2 separate regions of the Homo sapiens genome follow, and region 2 is linked to region 1. Evidence: chromatin loops called from intact Hi-C (ENCODE). Cell type or tissue: PC-9. All regions are shown on one strand. Links, peaks and the distances in the headings refer to the core of each region. The heading gives the core; the rest is flanking DNA.

Evidence for each region. A loop is a pair of places that touch in the nucleus more often than their neighbours do. Peaks named below come from ENCODE experiments on the same cell type or tissue, not always from the same donor. Only the 100,000 strongest peaks of a DNase experiment are listed, where the experiment ranks them.
Region 2: it touches region 1 in a loop (8-fold over the local background); 26 of 110 quality-filtered maps call a loop at or near these places.

Annotation. Positions count from the first base shown.
Region 1 is chr2:45,933,387-45,941,413 of GRCh38, reverse strand. All of the region lies in intron 2 of PRKCE (protein kinase C epsilon), which reads right to left. Among named protein-coding and RNA genes, the nearest start is that of PRKCE-AS1, 260 kb to the right of the region's middle. RefSeq lists an enhancer at 4,944-5,253. In PC-9, for the core only: CTCF peaks have their summits at 4,624 and 4,832 (motif pointing right); a DNase peak (open chromatin) is centred at 4,983; H3K27ac peaks cover 594 bases.
Region 2 is chr2:45,818,761-45,826,787 of GRCh38, reverse strand. The region is part of intron 1 of PRKCE (protein kinase C epsilon); the gene reads right to left. Among named protein-coding and RNA genes, the nearest start is that of PRKCE-AS1, 150 kb to the right of the region's middle. RefSeq lists enhancers at 2,380-2,901, 2,902-3,424 and a silencer at 4,524-4,818. In PC-9, for the core only: no CTCF peak of the experiment used is centred there; DNase peaks (open chromatin) are centred at 4,667 and 5,037; H3K4me3 peaks cover 1,123 bases; H3K27ac peaks cover 1,630 bases.

The sequences.
Region 1 (8,027 bases), core at 3,395-5,894:
CCACGTCTTTTCCTCTCACCTGCCCTCAGATCACCTAATCTATAGATGAATATACCAATGATGTCCATCCAATATTTGTTGAACATGCAGAAAATGCCCAGATCACTAAGCTCTGGTCACTGCACATGCACCACATGCTGGCTTCTTGAGGTCTGGGTCTGATCTCAGCCACTAGAATGGGTTAAATCCATGAGCAAGTGGCCACATGAGTGCTTCTTCAAGGGATTAACTAGGCTACTGTATTGCTTTCAGTTCCCAGGAGCATGTGGCCCTCTTTCGGTTAGTATATAAGTCATTTGTTCAGTAGGGAATAGGTGCCTATCATCTTTTTTTTTTTTTTTTTTTTTTAGGATGAAGTCTCACTCTGTCACCCAGGCTGGAGTGCAGTGGCATGATCTTGGCTCACTGCAATCTCCACCTCCCAGGCTCAAGCGAGTCTCCTGCCTCAGCCTCCCAAGTAGCTGGGATTACAGGCACCTGTCACCATGCCTGGCTAATTTTTTTTTTTTGTATTTTTAATAGAGATGGGGTTTCACCATGTTGGCCAGGCTGGTTTTGAACTCCTGACCTCAAGTGATCTGCCTGCTTTGGCTTCCCAAAGTGCTAGGATTACAGGCATGAGCCACCACGCCCGGCCAGGTGCCTATCAACTTTTTAATTCTTGTAAGTTATTAAGCAAAAGGTATATGTATGTGTTTGAAAGCATGTGTGGGAGTGAAAGCATGTGTGACATGCATGCGGTACGTGAGAGTGAACACTTGTGAGCGCAAGAGTGTGCGCTGTGTGAACAGAGTGTATGTGTGGACCAGTGAATGTACCTGGCCCTGGATACAAGTCATCATCTTCTTCTTGCTCCAATTAACGTGTTCTCTGCTTCTTCCATTTCTTTGACTGACTTGGGCCTACTAAGCCAGACGTCTCCAAATATTTTTGACTGCATATACCAGCAACAACATTTTGAAATGTTTTCATATAAATTATAAACACATACTCTGGCCATCCATACATCAAATATTAAAGCTAAATCATGTTCTTGCTTCATAGGTAAGAAAATGAATACAGATGGAAGGTCTGTTTCCCAAATCCCAGTAGCTCATCTTGCCTACTCTGGGCACTGTGTCCAAATTCCACTTTGCAGGCCACTCCTTGAAGCCACAGCTACCCCTAATCTGGCCTCTCACCAGACTCCTAGACACACATCTTGCTGAGGACTGGTGCCAGATTACCTGAAGCAAATGTCAGGTGATGAACTGGAAAAGAGGTCTGAGGGAAGCTTCCAATTTGCATTGCTGATGCCAATTTCAGGAACCAGTAAGTGAGCGCAAAAAAGAAGAAGGCAGGAAGACGCAGAGACAAGTTCTAAAACATCAGGTCAACTAAGCAAGGAGACTCTCTGAGGCTGTACTGGAAGCAGGGGAGAATGTTCATATTTCTGAATGCACTTGCTGGCAATTCACTGCCAGCCCAGTATGGTGAGGGGCTGGGTTACACCCACATCTCAGAAATGACGGCAGACTCCCAAAACAATTTACAGCAAGCATGCCTTAAAAGTGCATTAGCGGGCCAGGCATGGTGGCTCACGCCTGTAATCCCAGCACTTTGGGAGGCCAAGGCAGGCAGATCATGAGGTCAAGAGATCAAGACCATCCTGGTCAACATGATAAAACCTCGTCTCTACTAAAAATACGAAAATTAGCTGGGCCTGGTGGCACGCACCTGTAGTCCCAGCTACTTAGGAGGCTGAGGCAGGAGAATCACTTGAACCCAGGAGGCGGAGGTTGCAGTGAGCTGAGATTGCGCCACTGCACTCCAGCCTAGCGATAGAGTGAGACGCCTTCTCAAAAAAAAAAAAGTGCATTAACTAACTGCCATTGGAATCACTTGCTGCATTACATTTTCTCTTAGTGACTTGGGGTTGAAATGTCTCTTTGAAAGTCTTAGTAACCTCGACAAAGGAAGGTGCCCAGATGCTACTCTACAGGAGAATACGGTATGAAATGATGAAAGAGCAACATGCGGAAGGAAGGGCAGCTCCAAGGCCCAACTGCCTGACAGTAAGACATCAGGGAATGAAGTGGTGAACACAGGGGAAGGTGGCAGTGCTGGCTTTAGACAAGCCCATCTCTTGTCACTATTGGGGTGCTACCAAAATAAATGCCTAAGGTCTTCAATAACAGCACTTGGCACTTGTATCAAATTTCTTTCCCGAAACACACCCATATCCCTTGTCTTATTGAAGCCTCCAAGTGACTCTGTGAGTGAGGGCATAATGTATAATGTTTGGTTTTGGTTTTATATTTTCCGGGAGAAGAAACAACGGGGAGATTTATAGCCCGGCACCTCCTCCACCCTGGCAGGGTGCTGTGGGCTGGATTTCACTGGGACAGCAGGGTTGGATGAGGTCAGAGCCAGCGTGGAATTAGCCTACTGCGCTGGATTCCTGAGTGTTGACTCAGCCGCAAGACTCCAGAGGGCAGAGCGCTGAATGTGCTAGAAAGAGTTACGAATGAGGTGCCCACCATGTGTAACTGGGTGAGAACACCCAGCCTCTGCCCTCAGGGGTTTGCAATCTAATACATCAGGAATAGGGCCAATGTTTGAGAGAACTGTAGATGAGTGAGAAAGAAAACTGGCACGACTTTGTAAATATAAGCTTTCTCAATTTAAGCAAACTTGCACATTTGTTTACTTTGTTCTAAGAGTTGCTGAATAAGGCATGATACCATGAGTTTATGGTCAAACAGCCAGGGAAAGGCAGCATCTAGGCAAAAGAGAAGGGACCCATAAGTTAGGAAAGAATGCAAATTGGAGGCCAGGAAAAGTTTGCTAACTGAATAAATAGCTGCTGCAAGGCTTGATGGGGGTTTGAGGGGTGGGCGCTGAAATGTTGAAAGGGACACAACAGGTCAATCACAGACACAAGGTGGAAAATGCAGGGATATCTATAGAGTGGGTAGGGAGGATGTAGGTTCCAAGTCACTAAGGATAGTCCTAGATTTTGCCTGTTTTCTTAGAGTAATTATGTATAGTGTCACTTATCATTCTCAACTGTGTCCTTTCTTGGAGGATAAATGATATAGTCACCCTAGTTCTCCAAAACTCACAAGATGCATTGAATTGCCAGATAGCCCCCCTCCAGCCAAGCCATCTACACCAGCTTCTATATTTGCACCACCTCTCCAAGGGGCTAAATACCACCTCCAAGAGACTAAATACCACCCCCATCAGCCCTGCCCTGAGGCTAAGAGAGCAGATGGTTCTATGTGGGTGTGAACAGTCTTTAATTCTTCATTTCTGGGCTAACACTGGCTCCTGAGAATCCAAGAGGAACAGAGGGAGGAGAACAAGAAGAGGCCGAAGGGGAAGGGTCGGGACCCTCTGAGTGACATTAGTGGTGCGTAACGTAAAGGCTACTCTCACTGTAGAGAAGCCAGCATGGCAGCAAGGAGGGCGAATGGGCCTTGGGTCCAGCAAGACCTGCAGTCTGCTCCCAGATCCCCACAGTCATTGCTGAGCCTCAGTTTCCTCACCTCTTTAAAGAAAAGTGGGGTGGGGGAGGATAATATCTACCTTCCAGAGTTGGAGTGACAGAATGTAATCATTATCAAGTACCAGGTACACAGTAGGCGTTCGATAATGGCAGCTTTTGTTGGAACGATGATATATACCTACAAGTTTTCTTTCTTTTTTTTTTTCTTTGAGACGGAGTCTCACTTTGTCACCCAGGCTGGAGTGCAGTGGTATGATCTCGGCTCACTACAAGCTCCACCTCCTGGGTTCACACCATTTTCCTGCCTCAGCCTCCCGAGTAGCTGGGACTACAGGTGCCCGCCACCAGGCCTGGCTAATTTTTTTTTGTATTTTTAGTGGAGATGGGGTTTCACCGTATTAGCCAGGATGGTCTTCATCTCCTGACCTCGTGATCCGCGCGCCTGAGCCTCCCAAAGTGCTGGGATTACAGGCGTGAGCCACCACGTGTGGCCATACCTATGAGTTTTCTTAAAACCAAATTGTCAAAAATGTGGGGCCTACCAGGTGTTAGCCTCCATCCCATAACATCGTGGCTCAGGTCACCCTCAGAAGGAGACACAGGGAGTCCTAAGTGTATTCTGGGAGTGACCTCTGTGGCAGACCAAGGGACACAGCTATGGCCGGGACACCAACAGCTTCTGCTATAATCTCCCCAATTTTTTTTTATTTAAGTGCAATTATTTTTATTTAAGTACAATTATAAAACTATAAAGGGAACATTTTTAGAGGAGTAATAAAAACCAGATGGACATGGAATCTTTTCTTCCCAGCCAAAGGGGATCATCTTGCTCATCCCCTGGGAGCACTCTTCTTTCATGATCACTGTCCCAGGAGCCCACAAAAGGTCCAAGCATCTATGGAACTTAAAATACAAGTACTGGAAGGCTTGTGTCTGTACCAGGCTCTGGTTCTGATCCTGGAAATTCAATGTCACAGTCTGAACAGGTGTGCCTGCTGATTGATTATAGCCTGAAAGTACAAGAGGGACAGGCAGAGCTTTTGTCCCTGCCCCTTTTAATAAGAACACATACCTGCGGTAGGTTGTGGATTGGAGGAAGTCTCTCAGAGCCGGGAGGAGACATTCCCTACACCAGTGGAAAATCTTTGGGTCCTCCAAAATCACACTTCTTTAACTCAAGTTAAATGAGGCCTTAAGGCGCTTAACTGTTAAGAAATAATAACAAGAAAAATCAAAGATTACGCAAAAAGAGGGCTGCAGGGGCTGCAGGCTGTCCTTAGGGCATCCTCCGGCCTTGGTGGGTAAGGTTAGGAAAACCTGGCTGCATTTTCCAAACCCTTCCACCAGAGCCACACGGGGGCACACTAGTCAATGTTTTGGATGTCGGGCCTCCCGCTGGCTTCCTCTCGGTAAAGAAACCTGGAGGAGGAGGACAGTGAGGGCAGAGGCGCTACTGGATGACTCCTTGCTTGGCCCACGGCCACCAAGCCAGTGACTTAGGCAGATTGTCCTTGAGTGATTCAAAACCACGTGGGTGCTGGCCCAAAGGTTTCCCCTTACTTTCTAAGCATGTTCCCAGCATGGCTGGGGCACGGGTTCCTGAGCTATTACTCAGGAGAGCAGGGAAAAGAATTGAGTGAATAAATGGAAGGTCTAATAACCTCTTAACCTGATACCAGGAAGGCAAGTGAGTAACCCCCAAGGGGTGCTTGGGGGCACAGCAGGCAGGGGTGGGCAGGGTAATAGCTCATTCTTCAGTGGGTCGCCATAGCATCCTTGGCGTGACCAGAGTGCTGGCCCTCAGTGCCTGCCCTCCTAGGGTGAAGGATCAGCCTCAAAGGCAGGGCAGCAGGCTGGCTCCTAACAGAGCCTCTTGACAGAGGGTCTCCTACGAGCACACACTGCTGCCTCACCAATAGACATGGGAACCCCAGGGGACAGACCAGGGACCAAACCCCAGCCATCACCAGGCACTGCAAGGCGCCAGCCAGCCTGCACTCCAGGACTCCAGTGTGCCTGCTTTCCAGAGCACAATGGGTCCAGGTGCACACAGACACAGCAGACAAACCAGAAGAGAAGGCATCTAAGTCACCACCTTCTATCAAGAATTCAGCTAAGCTGCGATTTTTTTTTTTTTTTTTGAGACAGTCTCACTTTGTCGTGTGGGCTGGAGTGCGGTGGCATGATCTTGGCTCACTGCAACCTCTGCCTCCTGGGTTCAAGCAATTCTTCTGCCTCAGCATCCTGAATAGCTGGGATTACCGGCACGTCACAATGCCCAGCTGATTTTTGTATTTTTAGTAGAGATGGGGTTTCACCATGATGGACAGGCTAGTCTGGAACTCCTGGCCTCAAGTGATCCACCTGCCTTGGCCTCCCAAAGTGCTGGGATTATAGGCGTGAGCCACCGTGCCCAACCCTAAGCTGCAATTTTATATGAAGACCTTGGAAAAGAAAAACACTTTTGTTTATAAACATGGTATAGTATGCAAATTTTAAAGTATTAATATTTTTTAGCTAAAACAGTACTTCAAAAGTTCTTAGCTTGAGGCCGGCTCTGAGAGGAGGGGGTTTATTTTCTTCTGCCCCACTTATCTTTGGTGAATGGCAGAATGTTTGTTTAATAAAAAGTCAGTAAAGCAGAGAATCATGCAAAGAAAAGATGTATGTACTTTAAGTATTTTAACTAACAATATTCAAACTGAAAATATTGAAAAACAAATATATGTACTCACTTGCCAATAACAGAAGGCCAATTTCTTTAAGGTATGGTCCCCCTCATCATCTCTTACAGACAAACATTATCTATGATTTCCATTTCCATTTTCTATGTGTGTGTGTGTGTGTGTGTGTGTGAGAGAGAGAGTGAGTGTCTCGCTTTGCTGCCCAGGCTGGAGTGCAGTAGTATGATCATGGCTCACTGCAGCCTCAACCTCCCACGATCAAGCAATGCTCCTGCCTCAGCCTCACAAGTAGCTGGGACTACAGGCACATGCCACCATGCCTGGCTAATTTAAATTTTTTTTTTTTTTTTGTAGAGACATGGTCTCTCCATGTTGCCCACGCTGGTCTTGACTCCTGGGCTCAAGCAATCCTACTGCCTCAACCTCCCAAAGTATTCAGATTATAAGTGTGAGCCACCATGCCCAGCCCAATTGTGGTTTCTTTCTAGTGGAGCAAAAATTAAAGATACTTGTGAAGTAATGTGAATTTGGAATCTTTTTAGAGCTTTATTATTTTTCTCACACAATTTAGCAGTAATTTTTTTTTTTTTTGAGGCAGAGTCTCGCTTTATCACCCAGGCTGGATTGCAGTGGTGTGATCTCGGCTCACTGCAGCCTCCGCCTTGTGGCTTCAAGTGATTTTCCCGCCTCAGCCTCCCAAGTAGCTGGAATTACAGGCATGTGCCACCACGTCTGGCTAATTTTTGTATTTTTAGTAGAGATGGGGTTTTACTATGTTGACCAGGCTGGTCTCAAACTCCTGACCTCAAGTGACCTGCTCGCCTCAGCCTCCCAAAGTGCTGGGATTACAGGCATGAGTGACCATGCCTGGCCAACAGTAATTTTATAGGAAATTTATCTTTGGCTTTTTCCGTCACATTCAACTTAGTCTTAATAGAAACTTTTTTTCACACTCATCTCAGTTTAAATAAGATTTCATTACAATTATTTATTACAATAAGAACAAATACAAGTGGCTTTTGATAAACACACAACTACTGGTGGGGACAGAAGTGTACAGTGGGAGTACGGCATAAGCTGCTCCACTATGGCTGTGAGCTTTCAAGTGTGCCCTGAGCGTGTGTCAGAGAGAATGGGAGACAGAGTTAATTTGGCAAGTCGGTGACAGCAGAGGTCAGTTAGGAGACTACCTCTGGAACTTTGGTGGAAATCTCTGAAAAGTCACAGACTCAGTGTTTATAATATGGACAAATTCACTGGATAAAATTCACATGCAACTCTTTAGAAAAACATGATGCCTGAAGCCAGGAGTACCTGCACTTATGTTTGCTTCCACTAGTCCCCCGACCCTGTTACCAAGTTAACATGATTTTACTACAGTGCTGCCCAAATCTTATGATTGTGCTATAAGCAGCCTAGTTCCCCTAGGGTCAAAATAACCACTCCCAGTTAAAAAGGCAGGCATGCTGGGTGCGGTGGCTCACGCCTGTAATCCCAGCACCTTGGGAGGCCGAGGCGGGCGGATCACGAGGTCAGGAGATCGAGACCATCCTGGCTAATATGGTGAAACCCCGTCTCCACTAAAAACACAAAAAAAAATTAACTGTGCCTGGTGGTGGGCACCTGTAGTCCCAGCTACTCGGGAGGCTGAGGCAGGAGAATGGCGTGAACCCGGGAGGTGGAGCTTGCAGTGAGCCGAGATCGCGCCACTGCACTCCAGCCTGGGCGGCAGAGCGAGACTCAGTCTCAAAAAAAAAAAAAAAAAAAAAAAAAAAGCAGGCATATGAGGTGAAAGGTAAAACAAAACTTTTGGAAGAAGTCATAGGTGAACATCCTTAAGACATTCAGGTAGG
Region 2 (8,027 bases), core at 3,201-5,700, 110 kb after region 1:
GGGAGGCAGGGATTGCATGGAGACTTCTGGCCTGACCTAAACATGGAGCTGCCCTTGGCTGAACAGAAGACGGTGATCAGAACAGGGTGGGTGGGGTGAACAGGAGCAGGTTTGCACTGGCCATGTCGGAGACATCTGTGAGACAGCCGGGGACAGCTGCATCTACAGATCTGAAGTTCGGGGGGAAGGTCCAAGCTTAAGACCTGAATTTGGTAGTTGGCAGCAGATAGATGGCACTGACCCACAATCTGTGACCCACAATCCTGACAGCCACAGCTCTAAAAACTAAAAGTTTTATTGAAGTTTGGGTCAAAATTATTCAGCAATAAAACCTAACCCAAAATGACATAAGGCTATTTGCTGTCTATGTTTATTCTACTTCATGTGAATATTTGTACATTTGTGATATAGAAATATTATTTGTTTGATCACAAAGACCTGCCCCAGAATCTAGTGGGAATGTCATGTAACATACAGAATATTTACTATATTAACCTTCTAAAATTCCCCCAAATGCTTTATTTCTAAACAAATCTAGCCCTAAGCATTTTGGATAAAAGATATGGATCTGTAGTTTGAGCCATGAAACTAGAGGAATGAGGACTGACCCTGGAGCCCTCCAACACATTGAGACCAGGAGGGTGAGGAGGATCTGCTCCGGTGTCTGAAAATGCAAAGGCCTGACTTCTACTGCCCTGGGTGGGGTCTACTTTGACTTCTCTCCTTCCATACCATCACCACCAAACATGCACCCTCTTCACAGACACATGACTTATAAAAGCCCTGCTTCTGTTAACTTTCTGTATATCTTCTAAAGAGATGGCAAAAAAACCTAAGTCTATCATCCCCCCATCCCCCCGTCCCTGCCAAATATACACTGTGGGGTATGTTTTTGTTTTTGAAATAGGATCTTGCTCTGTTGCCCAGGCTGGAAAGCAGTGGTATGATCATAGCTCACTGCAGCTTCTAACTCCTGGGCTCAAGTGATCTTCCTGCCTCAGCCTCCCAAGTAGCTGGGACTACAGGTGCATGCCACCATGCCTGGCTAATTTTTTTTAACATACTTTGTAGAGATAGGGTCTCGCTACGTTACCCAGGCTGGTCTCGAACTCCTGGCTTCAAGCGATCCTCCTCTCTTGGCCTCCCAAAGCGCTGGGATTATAGGAGCAAGCTACTGGGCCCAGCTGCATACTGTAGTTTTTATTAAATCAGGTGTAACATTGATTTCATGCACCACTGAACTAACTGTCTGCACTTTTTGCAAAGTGAGGTTTGTGTGGTGGGGAAAAAAAAAGTAGGAAAACTGAACTAATGTTTCAAGTTGGCATAATGGCATTTCCTGTTGCTAAGAAACCTATCTGCCTGCTGCTGTTGCTCTAACACAGTTTGGTGTCCCACCCCTCACCGCTAAACACCTTAGCTCCGAAATTCTGTCAAGATACACTGGTGGGGGCTGCAGCAGGGCCCCCCCAAGTCCCAGGCCTGTTGCAGGAAAACCGTGGCTAGTGCCTAAACCTATTGCCCAAGGTGCTCTCTTACTTAGGCTGCAGAGCCACAAGTTCCCCACAAGGTGCAGCTCCTGTTTTAAGGTGAGACACAGAAAAGGGAGTAAGAGGATTAGAACCAAGGCCAGGCAAAGATGACACTGGCATAGCTGTTGTTATGAAGGCTACTAGTTCTACATTCATCCCCGGAGGAAAAAAGTAATGTGGAGTTGGCAAATTTGCTGAAATCTAAACAAAAAGGCAGTCTCATTTCTCAATCCATGTACCCCACCAGGCGAACCCACGTTCAGCAGAACCTTTTCCCGGTTCCCACCACCCAACCTCTCCAACCCCGTCTCCTGCCCTGACTGCAGCTTTCTTGGCCCAGAAAACCTCCACATCAACCAAAATTGTTGGCCCATTCAACTTCTAAGGGAGAAGAGAAAGAAGAGACAGGAAATCTCCATTAGAATTTCCCCCTTCATTCATAAACAGATAAGCAACACACAACAAATCAGAAAACTCACATAAAGGGAGGGGTGGCGATCATTAAATACCAACTGGAAAATTGCTCATGGGTCACAACTATTGAAACTGGGTGGTAGAGGCATGAGGGTCCATTATTCTGCTCTATTTTTGAATATGTTTGAAATTTTCCATAATAAAATAAAAAGAAAAGGAGGAGAAAAAGAAGGGAGGAAATGAGGGAGGGAGGGACGGAGGGAGGGAGGGAGGAAATGGTCAACTTAAGTAGCCCAACCGGACTGTTATCCAAAGGCTAATTCTAGGCTTTCTTGAAGAGCTCAATTGGGGAAGGGAGTCCTCCCCACCAGTCCAACCCAATGCCCTGCTGGGGACACAACACGCCCCGCTTAAGAGACTCCCCGAGCTGCTTCCCTGGTCCTCCTGTGTGGATATAGCAGGTGGTGGTGCTTTTAATGTTTTGTTCAGGATTCACAATGGTAAGGGCTTTGGAAAGAAAGGAGTTGATCACTTCATCCTTTCCTTTCTTCATAAAGATGTTTGCCCTGACTTCAAAGGCTGTCTGTTTACCTTAGATGATTGGAGAGGATTAATGGAACTAATTGTGTTAACAACAGAACAGTCCTGCTGAAGCCTGCAAATTATCCCTGATTCTCTTTGATTGCCTCAAGATTACCTCTCCACCAACAAACATAGTAAACTTGCATACAGCCATGCTGGGCTGTGCCCTCATAGAAAGCTGGGAGTGCAGTCAGCACTACACAGGATGGAACTGCAGCAGCCTGCAGGGTGTGTGACATAAGCCTGCCAACCTCCCTGCAGTGCCAAGGAAAGCCAGTGAGCCAGTGAGCACATCCTGTGAGTGCAATGCCCAGTCCATCTCAGCTGAGCCAGACGCCATATCCTTGCTCCTCCCAGGAGCTGCGAGCCTCTGGGCAGGCCTCTGCGAAAGCTCTGCCAGCACGGAACAGACCCAGTTGTCCAGAGCACATGCCTCTCAGATGCCTCTGTGGCTGCCAGCAGCAAAGCTGGACATGCCCTCAGAGGTGGAACTGGGCCCAGGGAACAACCTGGGAAATCAGCCAGAGGCACAGGTATGGAACACTGGAAGCTCTCTGTCCCAGGCAGATGGAAGCTGCTCTCCTAGGATGCCTACTGGTGGCATTTAAACCAAGAAGTTGGGAGTGCCTGCCACCATGGCCCACTCCTGGCTTCCTTTCTGCTCCCTACCCCCGACTTTCTTGCTGTGGAGTGACTATCTGGAGTGTAACACATCCCCTGGTACCCAATTAGTCAAGTAGAAGAAAATCCACCACTTACTTTCCTTGAAAGTCAAGTCACTCTCTGATTCTTTAATTCATTAATCTGTCAGTGAATGGCAGGTTTCCTGATTTAATGAGATCCAAAAGTTTCAATAGCCTGTCTGCGAAAGTAATTCAACAGCTCAGCTACTAGGGGTGAAATATTTTCCAACCAATTCCAGTTCCTTTTCATCCAGAAAGAGCAGAGGCTCAACGTTACTGCTGATAACTCTCATAGATCCAGGTGTGTCGTTTGAAGTAGCAGGAAGGCTGTGGTCCTCGAGGACAAACTTCTCAAGCCTTAAGAATCCCAGGCCTGGGAATCTATCCCAATATTCAAAGCCCTAGTGGAGTCCATTTCATTCCTTGACAAGTTTCCTGGAGCACACGGCTTGACAGCAAGGAACAACTTCAGTAGGAGCCCAGGCTCCTTGGGGACAGAGTCCATACCTCTTTGTTTCCCCTGGGCCTAGCATGGCACCTGGTCAATTGGGGTGGGAGTGGGGGTTTAACAGGAATTAATGACAAGGCAGTGACTAACAGAACCCAATCAAAAAATGAAATAGATCCATCACTTATCTGTGATTATATTTTGGCCATCCCATACCAATCGTATACCCTACAGTGGGAGAGAAGGGTAATTACTAATGAGAGTTTTGCATAAGGGAATCATTACTGAAATAAAAAGTTAAGAAGCAACTCTCCTTACAGAGACAGAAGGTTAAAAAGCAAGCACTCCTAACTAAGGCAGAAAAGAGAAATCTATAGAAAAGTCTTAGCAATGATGGAACTCACTCAGTGAGTGACACGGATTCGGACGTCTTGCCCCACAGCACCTCCAAAGGCACCCCAACCACCACTTAAATTGCCAAGCTGTTCTTAGTTACCCAGGTGGAAAGTGCAAATCCCATGGCACAAAGCTCTCTATGCCCAGAGTCATTACAGGGCACCCCAGCCCAGGCACAAGGAAGAGAGTGACTGTGCAGACTTGGGGATGGCTGGCAGTTACCCTTGTGTCCACATCCAGCAACAGACACATCTGCAGACAGCCACGACCCTGCAGGCAGGACCTGGGCCACCCCAGAGGGTTTGCACCCCCAGGCGCTGACCTCATCTGCTGGGGTTGCTTGTGGGTACACAATGTGGGCTGCTTTCTCATTTCTCCCAAGAGCCCACAGCACTTTTCTCCCGGGCTGGCTCAAGTTTCATCCTCCGTAAATCGGCTGCTGTTAAAATGCCATGGGGCCTTCCCTAAACTACAAAATACAAAATTACCATTCTCCCTTTTGGAGGTGACAGGAACATTTAGCTTCCCTGTCTCTGTGTGCCTTTGTACACACACAAATTTGATATCTACAAAAACTGATATGTGTGGACATTACACAACCATTTCTGAAAAGGTACACACAAATGACTCAGAAACAGAGTACCCTGGACAGGTGCCAGAACATTCTGCACCCTGCTCTCCCAGGCCCTTCAGCCGAAGCCGGCTACAGGTCCTCCCACGCCCCGCACCTCAGAGCTCCTCAGTCACTAAGCCCCCTCAAGCCCTTCACTGTAAGCTGCTGTGCCCACCCTTCGGTTCCATTCTCGTCCCTGGTGCCAATCCTCAGCCTCTAGCCTGACAGCTCCTAGGTCTTCCCTTACTCTCCTCAGCATGAATCCACCCAGCAGATAGAATCTCAATTAGCTGATCTACAATACAGCTGCCATCGGGACACTTCTTGCCCAAGCCTTCCCTCTGTCCCCAGGGTGACATTCATTTCCACAACACTGCAACCCACTTCTGTACTGTGGCCTGCATTCCAATCATACCTTATTTACCACCACCAGTGCCCAATGCTCAGGCCGGGCTCCCCTGGCCACCATCCTGCCCAAGTCCCCCGACACATGCCAGTCCCCAAATCAGCCTCATGCTGGGCTCCAAATACCTTCTTTCCTAGGGCACATCCTGACTCCTCAATCCTTCCTCCAGCAGTCTCCCTCTGAGACACCCCTTGGGCATTGAGGGTCAACTGGGTTGTCAGGAACTCTCTTCTCACCTGTACTACTAGTCCCCAGGTAGGTTCCACAGGTAGCCCTTCAGAGGTGTGGCCTGCTCTATACCTCCACCCCCACCATCCTCCTGGGCCCAGCAAAGGGTCCTACATTTAGAGGCTGCTCAATTCACATTTGTTGCTTGTGTCCACTCCAGGCTATGGTGGTCTGTCTCTTCCCTTAGAAACTCTAACTTAGGGGAGATAATTACCTCCACTTGTAAATATTCAATGTTGAGTAAAGTAACTCTAGACATAAATAATATTTTTAAATGCTGTCCCTCCTTTCCATCAATCACCAACTTCTAAATATTACAAAAAGGAAGTATGCCCACAGCCTGTGAGATAGGGTACAAGAGGCTTGAAGGGGTGAATTATCCCAGACTAGCCTTGGAAGTCCTGAACCAAGAGCCTCCTCCACCTCCCTACCCCAGGCTTGGCTCCCCTGACCCTTGGGGCTCAAATATGCTGGCTGTGTAATCTCTTGTATAAGGTGATTTGTCGCCAGACCCAAACAAGTTTTCTGGATGTGAGGGAGCTAGAGCTAGAACCTCATAAGATTGCAGTTTGTTGCCATGCTGGGGGGTGGGAAGGGGGTGGGGAGACAGAAGGCCAGGTGTCTTGCCTTGCTTCTGCCACTAAGGTCAACATGACCCAGGACAATCTCTTGGGGCCTCAACTGTAAACTCTTGCAGGGACAATGCAAAAATCTGCAACAACCATGCACCAAACAGAAAGTTGGGAATGATCGAGAACAACAAATGAAGACAGAGAAGCTTTCAGTTTGAAAACTTCAATTGCATTTGTGTCGGGAAACAAGACTCAAGGACAAAAGGCCTCCTAAGGACCTCACTTCCAAATAGCAAAGTTAAAAAATCTTCAACTCTGTGATTCCTGCTGTCACGAGTCATTTCTCTTGCTGACATTTAACATCCTTCAAAACCCAGCCCTGAAATTCCCAACTGTCTCCCACCCCCTTATGCCTCAGCCATATTGCCCTCCTACTATGCCAGGCCTTTCTCATTCTGCCCTTCCTTAGCACAGTTCATTCCTCCCAAACTCCCCCTCTCCCCCTCCAAATAAAATCTACCTACATTTTCAGGCCTACTTCCACCTCGAATCTATTACCCTCTCGATCCTGGAGTTCCCCACCAGGCAGGTCCACACCCGTATCCTTCTTGCTGGTCCCTGGAGATTACCCTCTCCCCACATGTTTCTCAAGTGCCTGGCAGTGTTCTATGTGTTCCAGGAGCACATAGAACATTTCTGGGCACTTAAAAGGTGCTTAATAAACTCTTGTTGGTTGAATGATGTAACACCAAGAAAAGCTGATGCGCCGTGATGTTTCCATTACCTTCGTCTGGAAAATCCCATTGAGGATTCGCCCCTTCAGTCCAACCCACTTAAAACATCCTCCTTTATTTTGCTCTGAGCTCATCTCAGTCCTGTAAAAGTACTGCAATCCCCACAGCAGTGATTACTCCCAACACCCCTTAAACTCACTGTTGCTTTTCAAAGAAACAGCCACCCCAGATCCATACATTAGGAATACAGTGGGCTGTGCAATGACACAGCCCCAAACCAGCTTGATGCGATTGTTTCCCTGTATTGTTGCTTCACTGTAGTCTTACTATTGTTCTTCATTTACCCAGACAGCTTTGTCTGAAGCTTTATATGAAAAATGAATATGATTGCTTTACATTCCACACTTCCCAGAGCACCACCATGGGTTTCAAAGCTCTAGTCGATGGCTCTCAAGGCTTTGAGTTGAACAGTTTCACACCACAGCTTGCTATACAGTGTCATCCAGGCTGGCCTCAGTCCTTTCACCTCCCACATCCCATCTGTAGTATGTGTGTGCTTCCATCCAATCACCTGGACTGTCCCCAGGCCCAGGAACGTGAAAAACCAGAAGGAACAACCAGTCAGTTTGGCAGGGAGCAAGGTGGAAGAGAATCATCCCTGAAACCACAGCCTTGAGCCTTGGAGGGACAGAACGGCCACTCAGCTGCAACTGAGGACAATGTGTCCTCTTGGGTCCATGCTATGGACCTTGACTCATAAACGTGGTGTTCTCCCTGACAGCCCCAGAGGAAAGGCAGCATTCTGAGCCAGATGGGTTCTCAAGACAAGAGCAAGATGGGTACCACATGGGATTGGGAGCCAGACTGCCTGGGCTCAGGCATCACTTAGCAGCTGTGTGACCTTGGGCAAACCCATTATTCCTTGTGTGCCTCACTCTTGATCTGCAAAGTGGGGACAAAGTACCTCCCTCACAGAATTGTTGTGAGGATCTGATGAGTTAATTTATATAAAATGCATAGAAACTATGCCTGACAGAGTAAATATTTACCATCAGCATCAGCAGCAGCATCTCCCTGGTTATTAATATACCTACTCCTCTCTGCTTTGTTTAGGGAGAAGAGCAAATGCCTCACTCTCAATACCAAGCTTCCTGTCTCAGGAGGCTCCACGCCCCAAATCCTTTTTCCTCCCTACCTCCTTTTAGTGCCTCTAACACTTCAAACATCACATCTCCATCTGAGCATTCAAAGCCTTCATACTGGGCTGTACTTCCTTTCTTCCCTCAGCAAACACCCTGGATTCTTGCAAGCTATTAGATACACTCGGTGGCAAATGCAAGAGTGTTTGCATAGGTTTTCGTCATTATCCATGTTTTGGAAACAGCCATGGTGAGTGCTGCGGCAGGGCAAAGGAGAAAA